Regions from separate parts of the Homo sapiens genome. Here region 1 is linked to region 2. Evidence: chromatin contacts called from ENCODE Hi-C or POLR2A ChIA-PET data. All regions are on one chromosome and are shown on one strand. The core of a region is the stretch at or near the end of the contact, and the rest is flanking DNA. Distances in the headings are between cores, read along the strand shown. Region 1 has its middle 21 kb from the start of LINC02457. Region 2 has its middle 38 kb from the start of MIR4472-2.

Region 1 (4,709 bases), core at 401-2,900, 110 kb before region 2:
CTCCCTTCTCAAATCACCGGCTTACTTAGGAGACAGGCCAATCTGGGCCAGATCCCCTGTGAAACTCACAGCTCCCCTGATCTCTGCCTTGTAACATCATTTTTCAATTGAGTCTTTGGATTAATTACTTAATAGCTGTCTTCTTTTGATGGCAAGCCCCATGAAAGTAGGAACTATGGATCCATAGCATTTAGTATGGAATACAGTGCCATTCATCTAAATATAAGATAAGCCACATAGGTAGTTTATTTATTTTTAATTAAAAAAATTTTTTTTGAGACAAGACTCTCACTCTGTTGTCCAGGCTGGAGTGCAGTGGCGCAATCTTGGCTCACTGCAACCTCTGCCTCCTGTGTTCTAGTGATTCTTATGCCTCAGCCTCCAGAGTAGCCGGGATTGCAGGCACACACTACCAGGCCTGGTTAATTTTTGTATTGTTGGTAGAGATGGGGTTTTGCCATGTTGGCCAGGCCAGTCTCAAACTCCTGACCTCAAGAGATCTGCCCGCCTTGGCCTCCCAAAGTGCTAGTAGTTACAGGCATAATAATTTACAATTTTTTAAACAGCCACCTTAAAAAACAGAAAGAAACAGAAACAGAAAGGTACAGGCATGTGGTACCTCATGCCTGTAACCCCAGTGCTTTGGGAGGCTGAGGCGGGAGGATCGCTTGAGCCTACGAGTTCAAGGTTGCAGTGAGCTATGATCTCAACACCCCAGCCTGGGTGACACCCTGTCTCTTTAAAATAAAAAAAAAAAGTCAAAAGAAACAGATAAAACTAATTTACTAATTTTAGTAATATATTTTATTTAATCCAATATATCCAAAAACATTTTCATTTCCACGTGTGATCAATACAAAAATGTGAATGTGGTAGTTTACATTATTTTTTGCTCATACTAAGTCTTCAAAATCCAGTGTATATTTTATATTACAGCACATCTCAATTTGGGTCTAAATTTTCATTGGAAATATTTGATCTTTTTTTTTTTTTTTTCTGAGACAAGAATCTTGCCCTGTTGCCCAGGCTGGAGTGCAATAGCGCAATCTCGGCTCACTACAACCTCCGCCTCCTGGGTTCAAGCAATTCTTCTGCCTCAGCCTCCCAAGTAGCTGGGATTACAGGCATAAGCCACCGTGCCCGGCTGGAAATACTTGATCTTATTAGGTTTTATAAAATTTACAAGGAGGCTAAGTTATTCCAAACAGATGTCAAAGTTTTCCAACAGTTAAATGAATCAGTTTTTTAGTTTTAAATTTAAATTAAATAAAGTTGAATAAAATAAAAAATACAATTCCTCAGGCACATCAACTGTGTTTCAACTGTTCAACAGCCTATGTGGCAAGTGGCTACCACATTGGACTGCAAAGACAGAAGTGCTGCTATTTATGGAATGAATGAATGGATAAACCCCAGTTTCACCAAATACCAATTATATAGCTTGAGCCTTGGGGTGGTTTTAAATACCCACAAATTCTTTGCTACTCCTTTCTTCAAAAGAAGGAGCCTAACTCCTCTTCTCTTGAGCATGGGCCAGGCTTAATGACTCACTTCTAAGTAAAGGAATGTGGCTAGGTGACACTGTGTGACTTCCAAGGCAGGGTCACCCAGTGCCTTGTGGCTTCCTCCTTGGAGTCTTTTGGATCACTCATTCTGGGAGAAGCCAGCTGCCAGGGAATGCGGAGCCTTCGACAGCCCTGTGGGAATGTCCCTGTGGAGGAACTGAGGCCTCCAGCCAACAGCCATGTGAGTGCTTTAAGCCACTATATTTTTAGGTAGTTTGTTCTGCAGCAATAGGTGATTAAGTCAAGCCTTATCCATAAAATGGGGTGAAAAACCCTAAAAGGCTTTTGTGAGGTTGAGAGATCATATATATAGATCACTTAGCAGAGCTCCTGGCACACTAAATAATCAATGGCCACTATTACTATGCCCCCTTCTTTTCTTTTCTTTCTTTATTTTTTGAGATAGGGTCTTGCTCTGTCACACAGGCTGGAGTGCAGTGGTGCAAACATAGCTCACTGCAGCCTCAACCTCCCAGGCTCAAGTGATCCACCCACCTCAGCATCCTGAGTAGCTGGGACCACAGATGCACGCCACCACACCCAGCTAATTTTAAAATCTTTTGTAGAGACGGGGTCTTGCTATGTTGCCCAGGCTGGTCTTGAACCCCTGGGTTCAAGCAATCCACCTGTCTCGGCCTCCCAAAGTGCTGGGATTACAGGCATGAGCCACTGCAACCTCTCATTCATTCATTCATCAATTCACCCATTCATCTTAATGCTGACCAAGAGATACGTTGTATGCATCTCATTTGACTTAGGGAAAACAAAGTTAGAAATATAAATTTTATTTTCCAGGCTTCTCCTTTGTCTTCAGTTGTGCTAATCGCATTGGCTTATGGAGACCTACTCATCTATGTGTAGGTTCTAACTGGGACTGCTCTTTTCATCAAAACTTCCTGAATTAGTGGATGCATGAACTAGCAGGTCAATGGTTATTCATTGTGATGAACACGGTGATAAGCCACCTGGATCCGCCTTCAAGGAAGGACTTAGAGTTCAGCTGCTGGGAAGGTGGCTCACAGATGGCATACAGCTGTCAGCCCCCCTCAGGAATTGCCTCTGCTGTCTGCAGCCAGCTCGCACAGGCTGTACCCTTCCCAGTTCAGCCTGTATCCAGTGACTGACCCCTACAGGAATATAAAGACCTGGCCAATTTGGCCCATGGCAGGGACAACTCTGACAGGTCATCTATGCCCATGGGGCTGGCCAAGGTCTTGTGCCCACATCACAGTTCAACTTCTTAAAAATGGAAGAAGAAATATTACGGGGACGATTTGCACAAGCTAAAAATGCCACAAGCAAGAAATCACTTTTATTTTATTTTATTTTTCAACTCAACTTCATCTCCCTCATCTCACTGATGCCCAGTCCTGCTACCGCCTCCTCCTCCTTCTCCTGCTCCTCCTCCTCCTCCTTCTCTTCCTCCCTTTCACAATGTTGATCCCTTGGACCTCAAAGTCTGTCTCAGCTTCTGCTCCAGAGAACCTACCTACCCTAAAACACTGATTGAAAGGAGGCCTCCATTGGGTTTCTCCATCTCTGCACTATTGACTTTCTGGATGATTCTTTGTGATGGGGGCTGTCCTGTGCACTGTAGGATGCTGAGTAGCATCCCTCGCCTCTACCCATGAGGTGCCAGTAGGACCTGTCCCCCAGTGAGGGAGGATCTCCAGATGTTGTAATTGCACAGTCACCTGTAATTGAGAATCACTGGCTTAGAATAAAGGAAATGGGGAAACAGGGAAAAAGGATCAGTCACTAGTAAGGCACAGCCAGGTCTTGCTGAGAGTGGAAAGTATTTCAGGATTAGGCTGGGCGCGGTGGCTCACACCTGTAATCCCAGCACTTTGGAAGTCCTGTGCGGGCGAATCACCTGAGGTCAGGAGTTCAAGACTAGCCTGGCCAACATGGTGAAACCCTGTCTCTACTAAAAATACAAAAATTAGCCGAGTGGTGGCGCATGCCAATAATCCCAGCTACTCAGGAGGCTGAGACATGAGAATCGCTTGAACCCAGGAGGCAGAGGTTGCAGTGAGCCAAGATCACGCCACTCCACTCCAGCCTAGATGACAGACTGAGACTCTGTCTCAAAAAAAATAAAGAAAGTATTTCAGGATTTACCACTCTGCAGTGCCCACTGAAGTGTTCTGCAGATAAACTGCTCTAACTACTCTCTAGCTCTACTTCTTATTTTATTTTAATTTTTGTAGAGATGGGATCTCACTGTGTTGCCCAGGCTGGTCTTGAACTTCTGGCCTCAGGCCATCTCCCCACCTCAGCCTCCCAAAGTATTGAGATTACAGGCGTGAGCCACCACACCCAGTCTCTAGACTGTTGTCTACTGCTCCCCATTCCACCAGCCAATCTATGGGCCTGAGACTGTTGCTTTGGGCTTCCAAGGCCTCATGGCTTCTGCTGACTCATGGTTTCTACTGACTGATGACTTCTGCTGACTCATGGTTTCTACTGACTGATGACTTCTGCTGACTCATGTTTTCTGCTTCCCTGACTTTTCCCTCTGTTTGTCTTTCAGCGTTTGTCCAAGCTCCCAACTCGTCTATGTTCACATCCCATAGACTTAGCCTCCCCAGAAAGAGTGTCTAGCTGGCTCTTCCAGTCACTCTACGGTGGGAGCGGGCGACTCTGCCAGGCAGCACTCTCATCCAAGACCACTATGCTTGGGCCTGTTTGCTATGGGATCCGGGTGTTGAGGTCACAACGTCACCTTTCCTGGGAAGATGCCAAAGCACTGAGTATATAATAGCCTCACCTCAGTACAGTGATGTTGGTTGAGTCCACTAATGATCATAGGCCTTGGTTTCTTTGTCTGTTAAATGAGGATAAGAGAACTTGCACCATCCAACCAGGGAGCTATGTGCATCCAATGAGGTGACCCATAGAAAAGCTCTTTTTTTTTTTTTTTTTTTGAGACAGAGTCTTGCTCTCTCACACAGGCTGGAGTGCAGTGGCACGATCTTGGCTCACTGCAACCTCTGCCTCCCGGGTTCAAGCAATTCTCCTGCCTCAGCCTCCCAAGCAGCTGGGACTACAGGCATGTGCCACCACACCTGGCTAATTTTTGTATTTTTTGGTAGAGATGGGGTTTTGCCATATTGGCCAGGCTGGTCTCGAACTCCTGACCTC
Region 2 (4,946 bases), core at 1,532-4,031:
GCAGTGGCTGGATCTCGGCTCACTGCAGTCTCCACCTCCTGGGTTCAAGCAATTCTCCTGCCTCAGCCTCTCTAGTAGCTGTGACTACAGGCATGCACCACCATGTCCAGCTAATTTTTGTATTTTTAGTAGAGACAGGGTTTCACCGTGTTGACCAGGCTGGTCTCAAACTCCTGACCTCAAGTGATCCACCCGCCTCGGCCTCCTAAAGTGCTGGGATTACAGGCATGAGCCACCATGCCCGGCCCTGAATTTGTTTCTTACCCTCTCTTCACCTCCATTTCTGAATCTATAAAAGAGAAATAATAAAATGCCAGTCTCAGAAGGTTGTTGTTTAAGGATTCCATGGGGTTCCTGTGTAAAGCCATCGCTTGGCACATAGTAAGTGCTCAATAAATGACAGCCAGTATTGTCAATGTCAGTGCTGGTTATAGCAAATTTGTATTCAGAGTACATCACGCTCAGCTCAGCACTCCACCAGGAGAGGGTTTTGTTTGTTTGGTTAGTTTTCTAAAACAATTGCTCATTTTTATTTTATTTTGAGCCAGCGTTCTCTCTCTGAGTGGACCTAGACGTGCATTCCGGGGCTGTTTCTATTTGCAGTCTGAAGTCAGGCCTGGGGCTTGTGGCTGTTTTTGCCATCTGGTCTGGGGCGAAAGGGCAAATCTGCAAAGTCTCTCTGTTGTGGCCAGCGAGGGAGTCCCATCCCCATGAAGTCTGTCTTTTGCAGCAAGCTTGATTCTTTGAAAAGTTGAAGATCTCCAGGCTCTGAAGGCTCAGTCAAAGGGAAAATGCCTTCTCCTCTGGCTTATTTGCTCAGGGTTTAAAAGGTATTTCTGGGCTTTGGCTAAGAGGAAATTTAGCTTTCGAGCAAATCCTTGTGCATTGGTTTTCTGTAAACATCTAAATGTGGTGTGAGCAGCTCGGAGCCCACTCTGCCTGGCTTTTCCCAGATTTTACAGCCAATTGGGATGATGTGAAGTCAGCGTGATATTTGTAGAGTGGCATCTGTTTGACAGGCAGGTTCCTGATGTTACTGCTAGGGTTGTCCCCCCAGATCCATACTGGAGATATGCAAAGCGAGCTGGAGTGAGTTGGGAGAGGATGAAGGACTGAGTCACGTGAATAAGACCTTCTTCCCATCATCATCCAGGAAGTGTCCTTGTGGGCAAAGGACCTCTGAGATGAGAGGTTCATTCAGTCACTTCCACAAATATTTACTGAGGACCTATGGTGTGCCAGGCCCTGCACCCAAAGCAAGGGAATAGACCTTCATGAAGCTTGAGTTCTGGTGGAGGCAAGCCCTTTCCCAAGGCAACTCGAGACCAAAATATGATTATGTAAAAAAAAAAACCACTTCTTATAGCTGCCACCTGTAGTCCCAGCTACTCAGGAGGCTAAGGTGGGAGGATTACTTGAGCCCGGGAGTTCAAGTCAGCAGTGAGCTAGGATTGCACCAATACACTTCTTAAAACATCTGTATGAGTAAAGGTAGCTAACTGCTGTAAAAACAACCCCATCTCAGTGAGTACCCCAGTAAAGGTTGAGGTCCAAACCACAGTCCAATACAGCTCAATTGGGAGGTTGGAAAGAGCTTTGCTCCATGCAGTCACTCAGGGATCCAGGCATCCTCCATTTGATAGTTTCATTGTCCTTCAAGATCTCAGGATCTTCCAAGGGACTCTCTGCTGTGTCTGGCCAGCAGATATAGGATCACAGGATTTTGTTTTTTTTAAGGCTCAACCTGGAAGTGACCTTCATCACTTACTCCCACATTCCATTAGTCAGCGCTCAGCAATTGCCGGGGCCCCTTTGTGTGTCTCAGAGCCTGAATATAAGATTTGGTGAACCCACAGCATTGTCTCTGTCACAGGATCTATTGCCTGGGACCATGTGTGCACCCTGGAGAGAGTGACCATGGTGCTCATGGTAAGTGTGGCTAACAAAAATGGCACACCCACATCCCAAGTGCCAGCTCTCTGCTCTCTCTGCTCACAGTGAAGACAGAGTGTCCTCTGAGCCCAGACTCCTGTCCCTGCACCCAGCTCTGCTCTGCAGTAATTGAGACTCCTTGGGCAACTTGTCTCCCTTCTCCAAATCTCAGTTTGCTCAGCTGGAAAATAGAGATGCTAATCACAGCACTCACGTCACAGGTGTTTTGTGTGACAAGTGAGTAAGATGGGAGAGAAGAAGCAAGTTCTAAGTCCAATGCCTGCCTTGTGATCAATACCTTATAAATATGGGTCATGATGCAATATTTTCAAGTCCAGACTCAGGGCTGGCTTCCCTCTGCCACTTGTGCACTGTTTAATGACTTGTGGCCAGGTCACCTTGACCTGCCCTAGCTTCAATCTCTGAATCTCTGAAATAAAGTACTCATTATCCCTGCCCTGCAGAGCAGTGTTAGGATCAAAGACAATAAATAAAGCAGGTAAAAGGCTTACCACGCAGCTTGACACGTAATACGTGCTCAATCAGGATTAGTTATTATTATTATTATATAAGCACTTTTACATATTACCTCATTTAATTCTCACATCTACTCTCTGAGACAGAAAACAACAGGTAGGGTTGCCCATTTGTGTATGTTCCAGAAACAATCACGTATTCTGGGAATGAATGAATGCAGGGAGGAATGAATGAATCACCACGATAATTTGTGTCTTCTGCGACAGTGGGTGCATAGTCTCTATTTCTCGGAGCAATGGTGATGTCTGCCAAAATAAATTAACTTTCCCACATCAATGACTCATTTGGCAGGAATAACAGCCTTGCAAACTGAATAGAGAATGAAGAAGGAGGACGCCTCAGGCAGGGGGAGAGAGAGGAGTTTGTAATGACTCAAGATACAAGAACCAGCTTCTTATTCATTCTCTTTCTCTCCCTAACCAAAAATGTAGGCCCTTATATACATATACAGTTTTTGAGACAGGGGCTCGCTGTCACCCAGGCTGGAGTGCAGTGGCACCATCTTGGCTTACTGCAACCTCCGCCTCCCAGGCTTAAGTGATCCTCCCACCTCAGCCTCCCCAGTAGCTGGGACTATAGACGTGAGCCACTGAGCCCAGCCAGCCTGATATACATATTTAACCTTTTAAACTGGAGAAGTGGAAGTTCCACGCTATTAAGTGGCTTTGGATATCAGAACCATAAAAAGAAGCTTACAGACAGCATCATGTAACCTTTGCTGGGTGGACAGGGGTCCAGGACAGGACAGGTGTCCAGGACATCATGTGACCTTTGCTGGGTGGACAGGGGGTCCAGGACAGGACATGGGTCCAGGACAGGACATGGGTCCAGGACAGGACAGGGGTCCAGGACATCATGTGACCTTTGCTAGGTGGACAGGGGTTCAGCGCTCACACCATGTGTGGCAGGGCCAGCGCTGGGCCCCAGGACACCTGACTTCCATCCAGTGCTCCTTCCTTATCCCACTGCTTCTGGATCGATGCAGGATCTTCTCAGACACTTCCGCCACCTGGCCATTCTCACACTCTGCTCAAGACTCCTTCCATGGCCGGGGAAACTTCAGGACAGAGCAAAGAAAGATCAAAGACTGAGACTGCAGATCCTCACGAGGAAGAATAAAGGAGTTGGGAGGAGATGGCTAAGATGGACTTAATTACCTACTTCTCATCTGCATGAGGGTTGTATGAGGAGGCAAGTTATCTGCCCTCTTAAACACTGCACAAATGATATTTACCAATTGATGAGTTTTAGGCTCTTCTGACGTTTGCTGAGTTCATGATTCATTCACAAGAGGGACTTTGAATCTACTTAAAAATACTCGTGGAGCTGAAAGAAGCAACAACTTAACGCTAGGTCCACACAGTTCAGGAAGAACCGCAGCTCAGGTGTGGGATGAATAAGGTTAATTTAACACCACACTTCATCCTTTTGAAAAGAGTGGCTCCATTTGTGTGTGTGTGTGTGTGTGTGTGTGTGTGTGTGTGGCGGGAGGGTGGAGGGTAGGAATGGCGTTTCATTCTTGGGATAAATGAAAGATTAATTCTAAAGTCTTATTTAAATAACTCTCGAAGAGGCGCTAGAGATGAAATTACTCTTAATTGGCCAACTTAGCACTAGCTCTTGAATGCTCAAGTGAGTGGAATGAGATTTCAGTCTGTTTAAAACTTTAACTTGTCATCTTCTTGTCTCACTCCCTCCTTTCCAGGCCAAGGACTTACTACTCTTCTATTGGAACCAACTCCAACAACCTTCTGCTTCTACTAATCAGACACAAGGCAGCATCTGGGGTGGGAGTAGGTTGGAAAGGAGTGAGCTTCTGTTTTATTTTTCCTTCTTCAGCAATCGCGAAGGTATATCCACGCAGTAGAGATGACATGACCTGGAATCGAATTCTGGCTCCACCACTGCCTAGCCATTGATCTCGGCCAAATCACTTAGCATTCCTAAGCCTCAGTCGCTTCTGTGTTAAAAGGGCTTATAATACCTACCACAAATGTTGTGATCAGTGGTGCTGGTCAATGTTTAATAACTAGTTCTCTGGAGGAAAACCCTGGTATATAGCATTTGCCCATTTCTATGGTGTAAATACTCCCACCAAAGTCAATCTCAAACTCCCAAGGGGAGGTCACTGAACACAGAGTTGGGAAGACAGGCACAGGAGCAGACACTGTAGAGAATTTTCACCAAACAGATATCATAATCTTAAGAGCATAGGTAATGGGAGAACATAGTAAATTAAGAAGTGAGGAGTTTTAGTGTTATTACTTTTATCTTTCAATTCAATGTATCTATTTAATTGTAAGTTTATATAATTTTTTATTTTTTTTCGAGACAGTCTCACTCTGTTGTCCAGGCTGGAGTGCAGTGGCACCATTTTGCTCACTGCAACCTCTGTCTCCCAGGTTCAAGCGATTCTCCTGCCTCAGCCTCCCGAGTAGCTGGGATTACAGACACACACCACCACACCCAGCTAATTT

The links. A loop is a pair of places that touch in the nucleus more often than their neighbours do. ChIA-PET counts read pairs that join two places held with the same protein, here RNA polymerase II (POLR2A). Pooled maps may share reads with other maps.
Region 1: a loop to region 2 is called in a pooled map, with 2.0 times the contacts of the local background. The contact joins two enhancer-like sites. A Hi-C loop is called at or near these places in 1 of 50 pooled maps. POLR2A ChIA-PET finds 5 or more read pairs at or near these places in 7 of 52 experiments (A673, H1, PC-9 and 3 more).

The regions. Positions count from the first base shown.
Region 1 is chr12:116,492,357-116,497,065 of GRCh38, reverse strand. No RefSeq gene overlaps it. Among named protein-coding and RNA genes, the nearest start is that of LINC02457, 21 kb to the left of the region's middle. RefSeq lists an enhancer at 1-270. Within about 2 kb of position 1,650, at least 5 of the 41 ENCODE cell types and tissues checked have a DNase peak (open chromatin) inside an H3K27ac peak, as active enhancers do; they include PC-9, where a contact is called at or near this core.
Region 2 is chr12:116,387,971-116,392,916 of GRCh38, reverse strand. No RefSeq gene overlaps it. Among named protein-coding and RNA genes, the nearest start is that of MIR4472-2, 38 kb to the left of the region's middle. Within about 2 kb of position 2,781, at least 6 of the 41 ENCODE cell types and tissues checked have a DNase peak (open chromatin) inside an H3K27ac peak, as active enhancers do; they include PC-9, where a contact is called at or near this core.